Linked DNA regions of Homo sapiens: region 2 is linked to region 1. The links are chromatin loops, found by intact Hi-C in ENCODE. Cell type or tissue: PC-9. All regions are shown on one strand. Each heading gives the region's core, and the rest is flanking DNA. Links, peaks and the distances in the headings are about the cores only. Region 1 holds the start of LOC105371776 (a long non-coding RNA gene). Region 2 holds the start of LOC100505782 (a long non-coding RNA gene).

What was found. Peaks named below come from ENCODE experiments on the same cell type or tissue, not always from the same donor. Only the 100,000 strongest peaks of a DNase experiment are listed, where the experiment ranks them.
Region 2: it touches region 1 in a loop (9-fold over the local background); 3 of 110 quality-filtered maps call a loop at or near these places.

What each region holds. Positions count from the first base shown.
Region 1 is chr17:40,798,805-40,808,564 of GRCh38, forward strand. LOC105371776 (a long non-coding RNA gene) reads left to right here and starts at 2,530. Exons shown (of 4, transcript XR_934753.2): 1 at 2,530-2,760. KRT28 (keratin 28) reads right to left here and starts at 1,155. Exons shown (of 8, transcript NM_181535.3): 1 at 640-1,155; 2 at 113-195. The coding sequence starts at 1,089. RefSeq lists an enhancer at 1-333. In PC-9, for the core only: CTCF peaks have their summits at 4,894 (motif pointing right) and 5,094; a DNase peak (open chromatin) is centred at 4,957; H3K27ac peaks cover 488 bases.
Region 2 is chr17:41,401,766-41,411,525 of GRCh38, forward strand. LOC100505782 (a long non-coding RNA gene) reads left to right here and starts at 651. Exons shown (of 3, transcript NR_040111.1): 1 at 651-743; 2 at 6,656-8,552. It also overlaps the pseudogene KRT41P. RefSeq lists an enhancer at 1,925-3,124. In PC-9, for the core only: a CTCF peak has its summit at 4,591; DNase peaks (open chromatin) are centred at 2,406 and 4,616; H3K27ac peaks cover 2,638 bases.

The sequences.
Region 1 (9,760 bases), core at 1,248-9,247:
TTTTATCTTTTAGGTGATAGTTCATTCTACTTGGGATGAAATAGAAATTTTATTTAACAAATTAAATAAATAGAAACTTTTTTCTAGAGCAGGATTTTCTTCTGTCACTTACTTTAGCCTGAAATCATCAGCAGCCAGTCTGGCATTATCAATCTGCAGAATGACATTAGCATTAGTAGTAGTGGAGGAGATAATCTAGAATAAACCAAAACAGAGAACACAACAAGTAAGTATGCTTTTATGTGATTCATTATTTCAGGAAATGAAAAAGGTTACTCAAGTTTTTGCATAAAAATTTCACCTCCTTATGTAATAATCAAAATGTTTCAAGTTTAACTTTTAAAAATTAAAGACATGGTTTTATTTATTCTCATATATTCCCCTAAATTTAGAACTACAATACTTTTTTATTCATATGCCTATGAATGTACTTCAACATAAACAATGGAACTAATAACATTTTAACTACATTAAAATTCATGAATCAAAGGGCCCATTTTTGAATAGTAGGAAGAATTGTTTATCTAAATAAATAAATACAAGTTATAACAGTCATGAAGCATTTCTTATTGTATGTCTTTTGTTAGGTATTTCTTAGTTTTAAATACTTGGGTTAGTTCCAAATCTGTGATTTCTCACCTTATTCTTAAGATCCTCAATTGTTAGGTGATATCTGCTATAGTCATGATCAAGTCCACGGCAAGATCCAGGTCCGTATTTTTCATACCAACCCTTGATTTTTCTCTCTAATTCAGCATTTGCCTCCTCCAGAGCTCGCACATTATCCAGGTAGGATGCCAAGCGGTCATTAAGATTTTGCATGGTCACCTTCTCATTTCCAGAGAGGAGTCCCCCTTCGCTTCCAGCAAAGCCAATACAAGCAGCATTTCCAAGGGCACCACCAGCATGGCTCCCACCAGGAACACTGCCCAAGCCCCCTCCCAAGGCACAGGAAAATTCACTTCCAGCAACAGAGCCACCACATGCACTGCTGCCTGCAAAGCCTGCACCTCCATTGAGGGGTCTGACAGATCCAGCTCCAGACCTTAAGCAAACATGCCTGGATCCATTAGAAAATTGGAGAGACATGGTGTTTTGAGAAATGTTCACCTTGTCTATGCAAAACTGTAATGTCCCAAGAGAACAGAATATCATGCACTGATAATTTCTTTGGGTTTTTATATATCATTATTGGGGCGTTCCTATTTGAGTTATACATGCCAAAAGCAAAATGGCATCACTTAGATTAGCATAAAATTATGTATAATTGGGTGATTTTAAAAATAATTAATGTCTAACATCCCTCGGTGTTGCTTTGGGCTATTTCTTATCTTAAATATAATAGGGTTTGTTCTATATTAAGTTTATTAATTTAACTTCTAATTTTGAGTGAGTAATCCTTTCCTTTCATCTAGACCCTAGGCATATACTGTCATTATCTGGCGCCAGGTATTATCAAATTTTTTATAAAGTTAAGTAAGATTATGATAGAGTTCTGTGAGGTACAGTAGGGTCTCAATTACCATGGAGGGGTATAAAGGACTGCTAATTACAGAAACAGATATTTTATCCCACCAGAAAAAAATGTGTTATTTAGAAAACAGAGGCTAGTGACATCTCTGTTCTTACCATGATTATAACATCTATTTATTATCTTGGACAATGACACAAATATTGACCTATTATTTTGTTTAAAATAGCATGGTTATGATGTTTGGTGCTCTATGCTAAGTGCTAAAATGAAAGACATAGTGTTAACTAAATGCAGAAGTGAAAAATGCGTGATTACAATCTTTAAGAAATCTATTGTCAGGTCCAGACAGGGGCTGGATCATGGTTAGCTTTCTGTGCTGGTCTAAAGAGTTTGTAATGAATCCTAAGTAAAAAGCAGAGGGCAAAATGATCAGGTTGAAATGAAACAAGGTGGTCAATTACAAGGTTGGAATAATGGTCCAGGTGAGAAGGATGAAGGCAGTGGGGATGCAGAGAAGATGGCTTTGAGAGCATATGGTAATATGATTGAATTTGGAGAGTAGGGAATAAGGCAGAATTGGGGATAACTCTTAGGTAATTAATTTTAGATTCTGGGAACTCATAATATTCACTGAGATGGGGAATAGAGGAGGAGGAAGACACTGAGTTTAGGTTTGGACCAACTGGATTTGAGGGGTTGCCAGAATGTTCCAGATGAAGGTGACTGATAGCAAGAATGACTGTTTAGAATATGTATACTGAACTGGAAAAATACTTGACTAGCAATGAGTAAAAGAAAATTGGAGGGTCCAGCTCTCATTTATAATGATGTTCAACTGCATATTTGGAAGTAATCCTGGTGCAGGAATAGAAAGGATGATGATCAGATTGATGTGGGTTTTGGGATTTGAAGACAGGTCCAGAAGAAGGAAATAGTGGCAAAGAAATTTCTGGTGTTCTTGAGAAAACAATTGAGGCGATTGACTGTATGATCATATAGCAAGAAGAAAGTAAAACCAGAGGGACAGATGGACTGAAGAAAAGGGCAGAGGGTGAGTCATTGGGTATCCTTATGAGGTCATGGAGCAGGCGGAGTGTGAGGAGGAGATTGATAAAGGTGAAGGATGACAGGCTAAAATTGGATAGTGGAAACCAGAATTTAGAATTTTAAAGTAGGCACAACTCCAGGTGTCACCAAAGTCCACAGAGTAGTCATGGGAGTGGACCAACAGTCACTGGAACAAGAAGTCAGAAGTGGATTGGACCTGAAAGGCAAGAGAGTAGGAGGTCAGGAACTATCTGTCTGTGACATTAAATGTACCATCTATAAAGGCGTGAAGTTTCTCATGATGGCAGGAGACAGGAGGGAAGTGGGCTGTGAGCCATTGTCAAGGTTTTTGGATGATGAGGCAGAGGGGAGTGTATGTGGTGAGGGGCCATTGGATGGCATTTGCCTCAAAAGAGGAGTCTTAGCATAAGAATTAAGTGGCACAAAGCTAGATGTGGCATTGGGGATCTAGAGAACACAGACTCTGCCTTGAAGTCCTTATGTTAGGTGTGTGGAAGTGGGAGCAGAAGAGGAGATGGAAGTGAAGAAGGAGGATGGAGAGGAGATGACAAGAAAAGATGTGGGAGAAAATGAGAGGAAAAGATGTGGGAGAAAATGAGAGGAAAGGGGAGAGAGATGGGAATGGAGATCGAGGATGAAGGATAAGTTTCTGATAGAAAAAGTTGTTAGGACAATTCAGCAGAAAGTGGTTAATGCTATTAAAGAATCATTTCAGTTGAACTATTTTGCAGAGAGGTCTGCAGAAAAGGTTCATGTAATTGTCAAAGTGTGGGTAAAAAGAGTTTCCACCTCATAAGCTTGTTGAAAAACTAAATGAGATCATGCTTAGTGCGGTGCCTGGCAAATGGAAAACTGTCAATGAATGGAAGCCATTATTATTACTATTGGTGTTGTTCCTAACTGGGTGTGTGAGTGTGGAGGGCTGGGACATCAGGCTGGAAGGGAAGGAGAGGTGACCAAGGAGAAGCCTCCTTCCTCTTGAGGCCATGGCTGTGGAGGGTGGGGATGAAGAGGGTTGGCAGGGCAGGAAAAAGGAGGGACAAGGGACAGGAGACACTTGGTTGGACGTGACTGGTTTTGAGTCCACTTGGTTGGATTTGACTGGGTTCAGGGAGTGATGACAAGTATAAAATTGTTTTGCCACCAGAATAGTCAGGGGTGGTCTCCTGGAATTGCCTTGGCCTAAACAGTCTGGAGCCTGATTAGCTGGTGCTGAGGGTGGCTCGCGTGTGGCCTCTAAGATGCATTTTCTGGACAAAGTTGTAGGATATTTTTAGAGTTGCAAAGAGCCTTAGACATCACCTAATTTAGCCCCTTATTTGGCAGTTCAGGGCAACTGAGACTCAGAAATGTTGAACAATTTGCTCAGAGCTGTGAGGGATAGGCCAGGTGAAAACGTGGCATATGTTCAAGTTGACCTTGGTATTCTGGCACCGTGAATATATTTAGACATAAGTAATTACTCTATGATGCATGCTCATACAAATACTTTATATGTTGCCATTTGTAGTCTTTTTTTAAACATTGGCAACCTCTTTAATATCTAGAGACTAGATATTATAAAATTAGGACTCACTTGTCCAGTATGTACACAATATACACAGTATAACAAAGTTAAATAAAACGCATGTAACACATAGGGAAATATATAAGCTGAAATTTTCTAGCATACACCATCCATAGTCTTAACACGCGTGAGTTGTAAAATGATTCTAATTGAATTGCTGAGATTTAGCTATAAGGAATTAGAATATGAAAATGTATAAAGAATTGCAAATCTCTCATTTATTACTAAACTCCAAATAATAATTAGACAACTCATTGGTGTAACGTGTCTGTATCCTTTATAAGTAAGTAAAATGTTTCCAAAAGGCCATTTTACAACAAGAAAAGAAACAACAATGCATTGCATACTTGAAAATTGCTAAGAGAGTAGAATTTAAGTGTTTTCACCACAAAAGATGATACAGATATGGGGTGATGTGTGGGTTAATTACTTTGACTGAGCCATTCCACAATGTACACGTATTTTCTTTTTGTCTTTTTTTTAACTTTTCTTAATCAAAAGAAAACTGGGTTTTTTTCCTTTAAAAATGTATACATATTTTAAAACATCACCCTGGGTTTTTTTTTGTTTTCTTTAAAAAGTACATATATTTTAAAGCATCATGTTGTACAACATAAATATACACAATTATAATTTGTTAATTTAAAAAACACATGAAAACAACAAAAAGAAAAAATGACAAACTATTTCTTTAAAAAGTATATGCTTAAATAAGCGGATTCTCCTTTTCAGCCAGCGTCTGTCATTAGGATCCTGACCATCCCAGTTGCCGGGCACGCTCACCCTTCTCCTTCCACCAGGGGGCAGGGCTCGTTTACATATGGATTTCGCCGCGCAGATGCCAGGGGCGGAACCTCCTCTCCAGCCTGGGTCCCTGCTGTCCTCAGGTGGAAATGATTAAACCTCTGCAAACAAGCAGCTTCAGCATTTAATTTTGTGAAGTTACAGAGTGTGATAAGTACAAAGACACGATGGCCTTACATTGATATGCTGCTTTACAGCTTCCAAAGGGATTTCTTGTATATGATCTCATTTGAACCTTATAATGAAGGTGGGAATTAGGAAGAGAGAGGTTTTCTTTCCCTGTTTTAAAGATAAGGAAACAGAGGAACCATTCAAGGATACACAGTGTGAAACGGGATGGACAAGGCCCAGAACGCGCCTTGTGTCTCAGTGAGGTGGTCCTTTCAGTTCATAATTATCTTAAGGTCAGGTAGAGAAATGAAAACCAAACAATGCAAAAATCTGTCTTTAATGTCTTTAATTTGTCTTCTTACAAATTCTTTGCAGAATTTCGAATTAATAGCAAAATAAAATTTTTGGCTACAGTTCTGCTATCAGGTGTCATTCATTCATTCACTCATTTGTTCAGTCAAGAAATATTTAGTGATCACCTATTTTTTTAAAACGTTTATTTTAGGTTCAGGGATACATGTGCAGGTTTGTTATACAGGTAAACTCATATCATGGGGATTTGCTGTGCAGATTATTTTGTCATCCAAGTACTAAGCCTAGTGACCAGTACTTTTTTTTTTTTGATCTAGTGAACACCTATTATGTGCCAGGCATTGCATTAGTGGCAGGTGGTACCAAGGGGAAGAAAATAGAGGCCTTCTCAACTCTCATGGAACTTATTGTTTATTGGGGAGTTGAGCCTTAAGCAAATAAGCATAAAATTACAAATTGCTGTAAAAATTAGGGAAGGAAGGAATATGGAACTATTAGGGGAGGACCTAATTTAGATTAAAGCAATCCTTTTGAAGAAATGACATTAAGCAGACACTGGAAAGATGAGAAAGAGATTGCTAGGCAAGGGGGTGGGCGAAGAGGCATTTTGGGAGGGGAAGAAAATATAAATAAAATAAAGTTTTTTTCTTTTAGCTTGAGAAGAGAAGGGTATGGTGCCTTCAAGGAACTGGAAGAAAACCATTATTGCTGGTGGTGAGTGTGCAGGGAGAGAGGACTGCAGAGGGCTGCCCATGAAGAGATTTATTGGACCAGGCTAGGGATTTTGAATTTGAACCCAAGCATAAAGGGAAGCCATTGAGAAGTTTAAGTAGATGAGTGATGGAGAATGGATGGGAGGGGAGTGAGAGTGTGTCGGGGGAAACCATTACAAAGCCAGTTGCAGTAATTCAGATGAGCCAGGGTAGTTAAGATAGAAGTGGATGGAATTGGGATAATTTTGGAGAATGTCTTTATTGCACCTGGTAATACATAGCTGTGGTAAGGATGGGGAGGACAGGAATAGAGAAGAATTAAAGATGATTCTTGAGATAGGCAAAATAATGGCCCTACCAAAGGTGTCCACGTCCTAACCCCCAGAACCTGTGAATACATTACCTTCCATGGCAAAAGAAACGTTACAGATGTGATTAAATTAAAGATATTAAGATGGGGAGATTATCCTGGATTATCTGGGTGGACCCAATATAATCATAAGGGTCCTTAGAAGGAGGAAGGAGTGTCAGAGTCAGAAAAGGCAATGGGATAGTGGAAGCAGAGACGGAGATTGGAAGATGCTATGCTGCTGTCTTTGAAGATGAAGGATGGGGCCATGAGCCAAGACATGCATGTGGCTTCTAGAAGCTAGAAAAGGCAAAGAAATTGATTGTTTCCAAATGGTGAGTGATGGTGCTAGCATTTGCAGCTATGGTTGTTTCTACTGTGTTGTGCTGTCTTCTGGGATTATGTCACCAACTATCAATACCCTACTACCGATGTTGATCAGAAATAAAGATTCTGGGCTGGGTGCTGTGGCTCATGCCTGTAATCCCAGCACTTTGGGAGGCTGAGGTGAGTGGATCACTTGAGGTCAGGAATTTGAGACCAGCCTGGCCAACATGGCAAAACGCTGTCTTTACCAAAAATACAAAAATTAGCTGGGGGTGGCCACGTGTACCTGTAATCCCAGCTACTCAAGAGGCTGAGTTGTGAAAATCACTTGAACCCCGGATTTGGAGGTTGTAGTGTGCCAAGATCATGCCACTGCACTCCAGCCTGGGTAACAGAGTGAGACTATCATCTCAAAAAAAAAATTAGCGAGGCATGGTGGCATGCATCTGTGGTGTCAGCTATTCGGGAGATGAGATAGGAGGATTTCTCGAGCCCAGCAGGTAGAGGCTGCAGTGAGCTGTGGCAACAGAGTGAGACTTTACCTCAAAAACAAATAACAGCAACAACAACAAAGAAATAAAGATTCTGTAGAGATATCACATGGATCACAGTTTTGAAGTTGGGTACCTCAGTGTAGTATTTGTAACTACGCCCCCAGTTGTTCTATAATGCTCTTCCCAACCTTTTGAAATATTTAATTTCTACCATCCACCAAGGCTCAGTTCAAGAGCCACATCTTCTAGCAAACCTTCCCTGACATTCCATTCTGATTTGGATGTCACGGTGCCTTGTCCATGGTCCTTAGCCCCCGACATGTACATTTTCTATGGCATGTATCACAGGGAATGGCTATGTCTTAACTTATTATCTCCATGGCCTAGCACATTGCCTGCCTCAATGATATTTGTTGAATGAATGAATGAATGTATCCCACCCACTGAATTAAAGTCTCAGGGACTCCAAATCCCTACCCTCCTCCTGGCAAGGTGCTGGGGATGATTGTTCTGAAAAGAGCTGGTGCACCAAGCCCTTGATGTAGTTCAGCAGCTTCATCCGTTGTCGGACACAGCTGTTTCTGCTACACCATTCCTCTGCTCTGTTCATGGTGGTGAGGGGTTTTTTTTGCACCAGCATTTGCAGCTTTTATGAAGCTCCCATAGGTAACTGTTTATTTCAGCCCTTCTCTTGGTTCCTGAGAAAGAGGGGAACAAATAGCACCAGTGAGTGAATTGGAAAGCATTTGAGTGACACTACCCAGATTTGCACCTAGAAGTGTCGTCACTGGTTATGATCCAGTGTCTCAAGCCCCTAAATTACCCGCTGTGGGGGAAGTTGCTATTATTGGGGGCAGTCTTTAACGGAGTTTAGGTGTTTACCATGAAGAAAGTCATGAAGATGGAGAGCTAGAAAAGTTCCTAGCACTTGGGAGAGCCTGGATGGCATGAATTATTTTTTCCATTTTTTTAAACCCCAGCATCCCTGGATTTGCCTTGGGAGGTCTTGTAGTCCATGGACTCACTTGTAGGTGACTCACTGATTTTGTCACTGGCTTAACCAATATTTATTGAGCCTCAGCTTGTGTGTTGAGAATTGTGCTAGGTGTGGGTTTACAGCTACCTATGAGTAAGGCAGACAGACCTAACCTTGCTGAGATTAAAATCTAATTTACAAAAGGACTACCCAAGGTGTTACCAGGGACATGCTGACAAGATTTTTTCCTACGCTCTGTCGTCCAGGCTAGGGTACAGTGGCACAATCTCGGCTGACTGCAACCTCCACCTCCTAGGTTCAAGGGATTCTCATGCCTCATCCTCCTGAGTAGTTGGGGTTACAGGCACATGCCACCACGCCTGGCTAAATTTTGTGTTTTTTAGTAGAGATGGGGTTTCACCATGTTGCCCAGGCTGGTCTTGAACTCCTCCCCTCATGTGATCTGCTCACCTTGGCCTCCCAAAGTGCTGGGATTACAGGCGTGAGCCACTGTATCTGGCCGCTGTAGAGATTCTTGATACACCAGGAATGAAAGCCTAGTCCTCAATCTCTGTGCAAGGGGTACTGCTGCTGAGGGCATATTTTGGAAGTGTGTGTGTCTATGTGTGAATGTGTACACATGTGGTCATCATAATGATAGGGGTTGTTGCTGGCATTTGGGGTCGGGGAGGGATGCCAGACATAATGAAATGCATGATACAGTCCTGGACATCAAGGAATTGTCCTGTGTTCCACATGACTTTTGAACCATGAGCTATTCATGAAAGTGAAAAACCTGTTTATAATTACCTGAATCTGGAAACGAGTTCTAAGTTATGTAAAAACACAAAGTTTTTTTTTGTGTGTGTGCAAAGTTGTAACTGAATTTTTTTAGGAATGTAATTGCTGTATAAATCAAGGAAGATTGTACTTAAGCTTATTTTGCCCAGAATTTGATCAAGGGTTGTTTAAAAAATCCCATCACCAACAACATTGCTGCTCATTGTATTTAAGTCAGTGATGTGCCCACGTTTATCAGTCTCTCTTCATTTGTACCTTTTTGCATTCTCGCTGGTTTTGCATATAGATGCAATCATTTGACTACTTCATTACATCTTCTGGTACAATCATACTCGAACATTTCCATATTGAAATGCAAATAATTTTATTACAAGTTATCTTTCCTTCTGTTTTTCTTTTACATCTATCATTAACCTTTCTACACACTATAGATTATAATCATAGATAATATAAACTTCCCATGCATAGTTTCTTTATCTTCTTTTCTTTTTTTTTCTTTGAGACGGAGTCTTGCTCTTGTTGCCCAGACTGGAGTGCAATGGTGTGCTCTCAGCTCAGTGAAACCTCCGCCTCCCGGGTTCAAGCAATTCTCCTGCCTCAGCCTCCTGAGTAGCTGGGATTACAGGCATGTGCCACCACACCTGGCTAATTTTTATATTTTTGGTGGAGATGGGGTTTCACCATGTTGGCCAGGCTGGTCTCAAACTCCTGACCTCATGGTCTGCCCGCCTCAGCCTCCCAAAGTGCTGGGATTACAGGTGTGA
Region 2 (9,760 bases), core at 492-8,491, 600 kb after region 1:
TAAAATAAAATTTAAAAATGAGCCAGGCTTGGTAGAGCACATTTTAGTTCCAGATGCTCTGGAGGCTGAGGCAGGATGATTGCTTGAGCCCAGGAATTTGAGGTTACAGTGAGCCATGATCACACCTCGGCACTCCAGCCTGGGCGACAGCAAGACCCCATCTAAAAATTAAAAATAAATAAAAAGAAAACTGTACATGTGACATTATGGGCATTAGTCACTTGTTGAACATCTACTGTGTGCTTGGCACAGTCCCAGGGGCAGGGGACATGGTGGGGAGTGGGGGTATGTCATGTCCCTGCCCCCAGGAACTCTGAGTCCTGCTGAGCAGACAGGTCCACAGCTAGCATAATGTAATGTGATTGGGCCTTCCCCCAAAAATATCTCCTTCCCCTACCCACTCCATTTCTTCCTACACCCACCCCTGACCCAAACCCCATTCAGGGCATTCCAATCCAGCTCATGATTTTCAGCCACACGGCGAGGGGATGAAGCCATTTCAGGTTATGCACTTGATCCCAAAGAGTTTTTTGTGCTTCGCTCTCTAAGTGACTCATAAGCAGAATTCAGAGAACTGTTCTCATTAGAATCTTGTTCCCTTTAATAATCTAGTCTTCAGCCAGGCAGGGTAATGAATTGTTTTGGCATCTGGTTCTTGTTGCTTTGGAGACCACAGGAGAGGCGGTGGTGATGGCCCATCGCTTCAGCCCTGTGGCATCCCCACAGGATCCATGGGCATCAAGGTAAGTTTCAAAGCAAATGAAAGAGGCTTTTGCCAGGTGCAGCATAGGAAATCATTCCAGGGATGTGGTGTGGGCAGAAAAAGAAAAGCACCTACAGTAAATCAAGCAAATTGACAGAGGAAATAGAAAGGGGAATAAGGCTGGTGGAGGGAAACGGAGGGAGCACGCAGTCCTGCTGGTGAGTGGACACAGTTGTGCCCCCTTGAGACCAGAGAAACCTCCTGAGGGCAGAGGGCCTTGGAGACCAATGTGAATGACTGAGGCAGGTTGTATAGGATATCCAAGAACCAGGGAGGAAGGAAGGGAAAGGGAGGTTTGGATGCAATAACCAGCATCAAACGGGGGAGCCTCCAGGCAATGGCCAAAGGCCAGAAGCTGAGTCTAAAATGCTGATTGGGGACAGCACCGAGAAGGTCACCCCTAGGGAGATCCCAGACCCTAGGATACCTTTCCCGTAAAATCCATCCAGGATTTCAGAGTGGTCTGAACGTGAAGTTTTATCCACATGTACCTCCAGCAAGGCCCTCACAGTTGGGAACAGGGAAAGAGCAGGGAAAAAGAAATGAGAAGACTTGGGGTTGAGTGCGTGGAGCTGCCCCTCACCTGCTGTGAGGTGCAGAGGGGGCATTTCACCTCCCTACACCTGTACTTCTCCCACTGCACGATGGGGATTGTGATGTCTGTTCCCCTCTCTCAAGGTTGTTTGGGGCCTCCATTTGGATACAACACAAAGTACTTTAACAAGTGTTTTGTAAATGGTGAAACAATGAACATCTATAGGGATTCTGTTTCCCTCCTCCTCTTTCTCAATAGACAAGGTGGTTTTAAAATGGCAGGAAGTGAGTTGAGCTTCTTTGTCAACTCCTAGTTTATTAAAATTGCCAGAGTCCTCAAGCTTCAAGATCCTGTGAGATACTAAAGGACTTTTATTCCTTGTACCACCCTTTGTGGCATAAATTCTCAGAAACGTTTCTTCTAACATAAACATACTCATTTCCTTCAAGGAAAGGAATCAAAACAATGGGGTCATTATGATTCTATCATCCTTTTGACAAAATCTGAGACTTGGCCTCTGTAAAGCACAGTAGTTAAGAGCACAGTTGCTGGAGGCAGGCTGCTTGGATCTGAATCCTGGCTTCACCACCTAATAGCTGTGTGACCTTGGGCATGTTACTTAGCCTCTCTGAGTCTTGGCTACTTGTCTGCAAAATGAGAAAACCATAGCATTGGCTTTCTAGGATTGTTGTAATGATTAAATGAGTTTACCCATATGACTGTAGCTATAATTTAGACCAGCGCCTGGCTCATAGTAAGAGCTTGATGGATATATGGTTCTATGACAATGATGATGATGGTGAAGCTATATGATTTGATGATGATGATGATGATGATTCTGGTGATGGTGATGGTAATGATGACCTCTGTGGTTTCCAGGGAAACTCTTCACACACGACAAACACACAGATGTGCGTGCACACACACACATGTACTGTCTCATCAAAGCTAATCTTTTAATTAGAAATGAGAGAGCACTGGATGTGAACTTAAGAAACACAGGTCAATCACCCTGGGGCCCCACTGACTCACTTTATGTCACCAGCAGAATCCCTTAACCACTGAATGACTCACCTTCTCTCTCTCTCCCTTAAATGGGAAGGACAATGCTTGCCTGTGCCGTCATGGTGCAAGAATAAGTGGGTTTATTTTGTTAGACAGCTTTGAACTTGTTGGATGAAAGGAGCTATTTAAGTACAAAGGAGATGAGGGCAGCTGGGTCAGGTACTAAATTAAGACTAATCGAGATGGCTCTTCATTATTGAGAGCTTCTCTTGGGTAGGTGCCCAAGGGGTGTGTCACGTGTGCCAAAACAGTTTTACCACTTGAGAAAAAGAACAGAGGAGGGGAGGGCGTGGCAGCCTCTGACCCTTCTTGGGCTTCCTATGCTGGAAATCCCAGTGTCTCTCAAGCAGATCAGTCCTATGTACATGAGCAGTGACCAACAAGTAGGACGCTGGGCTTGAGAGCAGTTGGAGGCAGAGCAACAAGATTCTCACTTAAGCTCCCTCCAGCCTTGGGGCTCGGGACTGTGGTCACTCCAGCACCACACCGCTGTATCAGGAAGACCTGGATTAAACCAGAACCAGCTGTACTTGTAAATTTTTCAGCAAACTACAGTGATTCAGAGAATTCACAGAGGGAAAGGGAAGACCAAAACCAGCTCCTAAAGTAGATTTGGTGGTTCCACTTCAATGCCTGTGGTTTCACTGATCAATAAGACATAGAAAGCAGGGACGCACAGAGTTAGGGGGGCTACAGCCATCTCAACCAGCCCCATCAGTTCCCTAAGTGTTCCCCTCAACATCCCCATCAGTGATTCTGAAGCCTCTGCTTGTCTCCAAGGATAGGGAACTCACTGCTTCTCTTCTCTGGCCAGCTGTGATGCTGAATTCTGGAGATGTGCTGATTCTCAGCCACGGCTATCAAAATATGGAGCTTTTGATTCATGTTCTACCATCTGCAAATTCCAAGACAGACAGTTGCCATAAGGACTCACCAATGGGGGTTACTGGGGAGGTTGGATGGGTCAGCTTGTTTGGGCCTTTCTAGACTGATAGAAATAACTATCATGTAACATTTTCAGAGTTTTGCAATGTAAAAGAGAAAGGCTCTATCCTGATCTGATGGTATGAGGGATTCCTCACTGGAGGACATATCAGGACGGCAAGGCCAGCCCTTTCTGTAGAGGGTCTAGCTAGTCAAGGGCTCATTCCTCAAATAAACTTCCTAACCCAGTGTTTCTCAAACTTGAACCAACATCAGAATCACCTGCAAGTCATGCTAAAGCAGAATGCTGGTTCAGTAAGTCAGGGGTGGTGCTCAAGAATGTGCATGTCTAGCAAGTTCTCAGGTAATGCCAGTGCTACCTGCTGGCGGACCACGCTTTAAGAACCACTGTCCTAAACCTTCTCATGTTTAATTTGTTTCCCCCTCAAAGCTTCCAAAGAACGGGCTTTGGATCTGGTTCAAAGAGACTAGGTTTCAAGTCTTGACTCAGTAACCAACTGAGAATAATAACAGCTGCTTCTTCTTTGCAGGGCTGATGTGGTGCCCTGTGACACAATGTCGGCGAAGCCCCAGCCAGTGCCTTGTTCATAATGGGCATGTCATCCTAAAAGCTCAATTTAAGTTACCTGTTCTGGGGCTTCTGATTCATGTTCTACTGTCTACAAATTCCAAGCCAGACAGCTGCCAGGACTTACCAGTGGAGCTTACTGGGGAGCTTGGACGGGTCAGGTTGTTTGGGCCTTTCTAGACTGATGGCGATTACCATCAGTTAATATTTTCAGAGTTTTGCAACGGTCTGTGGTGCCGCAGATTTGAGCTCTTCCTTTACACAAGGACCAGGTGGCTTATCCAGATAAAAGGGAAATTTTACTTAGCGTCTATATTTTAAAAGCTCTATCTGTAAATCTGTCTCCAAATACACTTGGTGAGGTCCAAGGTTGGGTATCTCTCCTCTGTGCCACTTTGCCGCAGTCCCATTTTTAACTCTAGCCTTCACTGGCTTTGCCATCTCCCAGAACCACTCTGGCGAGCCAGCCACAACCCCCGTCTACAGAAGCATGTGGCTCAAGGAGTTCCCAGCAAGGCTCTCAGCATGGGACGGAGATGCTGAGGCTGGACTGCACTGGGCTCATTCTGCTGCAGAAGCGAAGTTTAATAGCAAAATAAAAACAAAAGTGCCTGCCCCATCTCAGAGAGATCAGGAGGCAACAGAAGAGAGAAAATGGAGCACTTGGGACACCTTGAGGGGAAGAAACAAATCCAGCCATAGGGGCTGAGCTGCTGGATTCAAACACCTATCCACAGAGTGGCACTGTCTCTCTTCAGTCTCCTGCCTGGCTGGCCAGGGAGGCAAGGCCCAGGTTAGCAGGCCTGCAGAGCAAAGCCTAACGAGCTGAAGACACCTCCCCTTTCCCAGCACCTCGGGCTGAGGAGTGTGTCAGTATCCAGTTGATGAGCAGGGCCCATGGGTGGCCCGGGAGCAGGGGGCGCAGGCTGCAGGGGCTGGACTAGGAGTGCTGAAGGCTGGGGTTGCACACGGGTTGCAGGGAAATCTGCATAGAGAAAAAAGGTGTTTGAAACATTGGCATGAGAAGTATGTGAAAGACAAAAGTATATTATAGACACTTTAGAATTAAAGTGCAAAAGAGGACCTTAGACCTTAGAGGTCCCTCTAAGCCTGAAAGGGGCAATGACGTGCCCACAGTCCACAGTGGAGCTGGGGCCAGAACTCAGTGTACCTGTGTGCCAGGCCAGGGTCACGTCCCATATGGAAGGAACACAGCAGAGAGAAAGGCAGAAAGGCCAGAGGAACAAGAATGGTCCAGATGTCAGCCACTGATTCCATTTAAACACAGCCCCTCATAGTGTTCCTTAGTGCTTAAAGGGGTATATCAGCCCTCTGATGCTTTTCACAGGGCTATTGTGGAACTAAAATGAAAGAGTCAGTGCACATGCCCTTAGCAATACTTTAAATGCTATGAGCACAAAGAATACTCGTTATTGGAATACTTCTCCTGGAGAGAATTTAGCAAAACCTGAATGTGCTGGGCATTCAGTATTTTAGCCCTCTATGGGAGTAGCCAGCAACTGGGAGCACAACGTGGTCAGCAAAACAAATGCCATGACCTGAAAACTCCTGTACACCCTCACCTACGCCTAGGCAGGCATTAGCTCACCAGGCCTAGTGGTAGCAAGTTTGTCTCCAAAGATGGGATCTGCAATGCCACCCCCACCTGGCCTCCAGAGCTCCTTTTAGGTCATTCCCAAGAGAAGTTATCTGTTTTTGCACACGGTGTTGACATAGACAACAGGGTACGTACTTGCAGTCCTCACTCTCCAGAAGGTTCCGGTATGTGGCAATCTCATTCTGCAGCCGGGCCTTCACATCCAGCAGCACCTGGTACTCCTGGTTCTGCCGCTCCAGGTCAGCCCGGATCTCAGACAGCTGTTCCTCCACATTGTTGATGAGGCTCTGCATCTGGGCCAGCTCTGTGCGGTAGCGGTCCTCGGCTTCACACAGGGAGTTCTGTAGACAGTCCTTCTATAATATCAAAGAAAGGAGGAAGCAAGTTAAAAATCATGGATCTCCAACCTCTTAAGATTGTGACACCCCAAGACATTGCCAGGTCCAGAGAGCAATCTAACTCCCTTTAGCTGTCTTCAGCCAGAATAACTAACACACTTCATGGTAGACCTTTAAGATCAGAGCCCTCTGACCTAAGTTAATGTTGATTCACTCAGCATCCACATCTACAGGGAAGTGCTTCCAAAAGAGTTGAAACCAAGGTTTAAGCTGAGTCCGTGGTTGGTATTCGAGGCCTGTACTGACCCCAGAGAGCTACTCATGGGTAGTGGGAGCCAAGCTGGGTCTCCCATGCGTGCAGAGGGACTCACCAGTGTGTGCTGAGCCTGAAGCTCCACCTCCAGGGCGTTCACCGAGCGTCTCAACTCCAGGATCTCTGACTGGCAGCACTGCAGCTCCTCAGAGCAGGACATGGCCTGCAGGCTGATGCCTTCAGACTGGAGCATAGAGAAACATGGTCACCTACCTGCCCAGATGGAGGCCAATCCCCACTGCTTAGCAGTCCCCCTCACCTGGGCTTGGAACCACTGCTCCACATCCTGGCGATTGGTCTCCACCATGGCCTCGTACTGGCCTCACGTCTCCCCCAGAACTCTACTCAGGTCAATGGTGGGCTCAATGTCCAGCTCTATCCGGAGCTTGTCTCCCAGCTGACCCCTTAGAGTGTGGGCTTCCTGTAGGCATCAGAGGAGTATGACCCGCCTGCAGGGCCCCCAACTGCCCTTCACCCAAACTCTCAACTCCCACTTTCCATCCTCCCCAGTAATTTCCCTGTGCTCCTCTGAAGATAAACCGCTGCCTGCACCAGCCTAGCAGCTTCCAGAAGCTGTGGATGAGAAGCAATCTCCCACCAAAAGCCAGAGCTCACCTGCAAAGCTTCAATCCCAAGCAGAAGGAAGCCTCCGTTTTTTCCCCCCAGATGAGCCTGAATTCACCTCCAGAAAGTCTCAATGCATCACACCAAGGGTCACACACCTGCTCATGGTTCTTCTTGAGGCAAAGCAGCTCCTCCTTCAGGGACTCCAGCTGGGCCTCCAGGTCACACTTGGCGAGGGTGAGGTTGTCTAGCACCCTGCGCAGGCCACAGATGTCAGCCTCCACCAGCTGTTGCAGCGAGCGCTCTCTCTCGTACCTGTAACAGGGAAAGTGCAGGAGTGACAGTTAGAGGGCAGGAAGGGGCACCAGGACATGACTCCCAGCTCGCAGCTGTAAGTCCACTGGCCTGCCCTTTGCCATCTAATTGTGAGTTGGCTTATCCTGTGTAGTGTGCTCAAAGCCCAGAAAGCAACAGGATGTTCCCCACTCAGTCAATACTAAGCACCTGAGATGAACCAAGGGGAGCAGCTGGTACTGAGGATACTGTGATGGACACACAGCCAGCACCTGCCTTTACACACAATGGCCCAAAAGGGAGGTGGCAAAGTAACCAGGCATTTGCAACACAGTGCAATCACTGCAGGCCCCTCTCTACAAGCCCCATACCCAAAGGGACCCTGGATTCCCTATTAGAGTAAAAGCCACATTGCCAGCATGAGAGGAAGGAAATGGCTTTCTTTAGCTCTAGAAGAGTGAGACTTGCACAGTGCCCCGAAGAAAGATGATAAAACACAATGCCCTTCCAGCACCCAGGGTAGACCCTCCTCAGGTGGTGTCAACCCTTTGACTTTCACATGTTTTCATCTTAGGCTATGGAGCATGATTTCTGCTATGAATTATCAGCACTCACAAATTAATCAAGCTGCAGCACAGAAACATATCCTTATTAAGGCAACAGTTTCACAGGAAATTGCTTCAAGAAAGGAAAATTTGGTACAAAATTTAAGGCCAAGTCCCAGCTCTGCCACTCGGTACCCACATGGCTTCTGGCAAGTCACACCAGCACCCCAAGCCTCAGGGTCCCCACCTGTGGAGGAGATTCTATCCCTGCCCGCCTGCTTCACAAGTTGCTTACCAGGTGGATGATGCATTCTAGCACATGTTGTAAACTGTTAATGCTAAACCACTGGAGAGCGGATAGTTTTTCAGGATCTTGAGCTTAATGCCCTTTGTTCTCTTCTGCTATAACTACTGGGTTGGGGTCTGGGTCAATGACATCCGATGCCACATGAGACAGAAGCAGCCAACTTGGCATTGTCCCATCCCCATCCAACCCCAACTCTCACTTGGCTCCTTCCCATCCCTGTCCAACCCCAACTCACTTGGTCCTGAAGTCATCTGCAGCCAATTTGGCATTGTCTATTTGCACAACCAGCCTATTGTTCTCCGATTTGGTGCACAGAATCTGGGGTAAGAAAGTAGGCTCAGTAAGTGACTTACTGATCCCAGAGACACCTATAGCCTCAGGTGAGAGGAAGTTTTATTGGCTGAAGTTGAACCTACAGCATCCGCCTGGACAACACAAACTCCCAAACGTGCAAGAGATGCTTTTGTGGTGTGGGAAGGAAGATGTGCAAGAGACTTCTTGGAAAAGGATGAAGACATAGAGTCAAAGGAACCAGGAGATGGAAGACAGTAGCAAACTGAACATATAACAAAGACTTGCTTTCATTTTGCCAGATATGATGCTTAGCCCAATATAAATAAGAAGATCTGGCCGGACGCAGTGGCTCATGCCTGTAATCCCCGCACTTTGGGAGACCAAGGCAGATGGATCACCTGAGGTCAGGAGTTCAAGACCAGCCTGGGCAACATGGTGAAACACCATCTCTACTAAAAATATAAAAGTTAGCTAGGAGTGGTGGCGCACACTTGTAATCCCAGCTACTCAGGAAGCTGAGACATGAGAATCACTTGAACCTGGGAGGCAGAGTTTGCAGTGAGCTGAGATTGCACCACTGCACTCCAGCCTGGGTGACAGAGCGAGACTTTGTCTCAAAAAAAAAAAAAAAAAAACTAGGCCACAGAACAGAGGACTGGCTATGAATGTTTTAGATAAAGTAGGATCTGTTCTAAAGAAGATCTTTCCTCTGGTTGTCCAACCTCCCCACAGGTCTTCTCTGAATCTAGCCAGGTTTCTGTAACCCCTATTTTGACATTCCTTGTCTTCTTGTCTCCAAAACTAAGATGTAGGCTCTTCAGAAGCTTTAACTGGATAATCAAAGGTGACAATAGATATGCATAAGAGGTTGATGCTGTTGTGTGGATAGACACTGCCTTGGCAAGGATGTTAGGAAATATTCCTTTTGCCCTGTTTACTGCACCAGAAGTTTCAGTATACTGCAACTTTCATAAACTCAGCACGGTTTTTGCATGGTTTTCATGAAAATAGCATGATTTTTGTGACTACGATTTAGGAATTTTATGTGCTGAAGTTAAGTAAGCATGAACTCAGAATCCTAGAGTGATAAATTCTACATCTCATCCTTTACAAATTCCCATTCACCTTCACTCAAGAGATTCTCTTCCCACATTAAAAGAAAAAAAAAATCCACTGCTGACCCAGGGTCAGTAATCTTTTTTTGTAAAGGGTCAGATAGTAAATACTTTAGGCTTTGCAGACCCTACAGTCTCCATTACAATGACTGAACTCTGCCACTGTAGTACAAAAGCAGCTGCAGACAACATACAAATGCATGAGCATGGCCATGAACCAATAAAACTTTATTTGCAAAAGCAGGTGGTGGGCCGGATTTGGCCGACAGGCAGTAAGCAGATTCCTGACCCCTGATCTGGTGCACCGCAAACCTCACCTTCTGCTGGAGCTCCTGGATGGTGCAGAAGTAGGACTGGTAGTTTCGGCACACGCTGGACTCGTGGCACTTGCTCCTCTCATGGAGTTTGGTCTCCAGTTCTGCATTGTCCCACTCCAGCTGGCGCACCTTCTCCAGGTAGTTGGCCAGGCGGTCGTTTAGGAACTGCATGGTCTCCT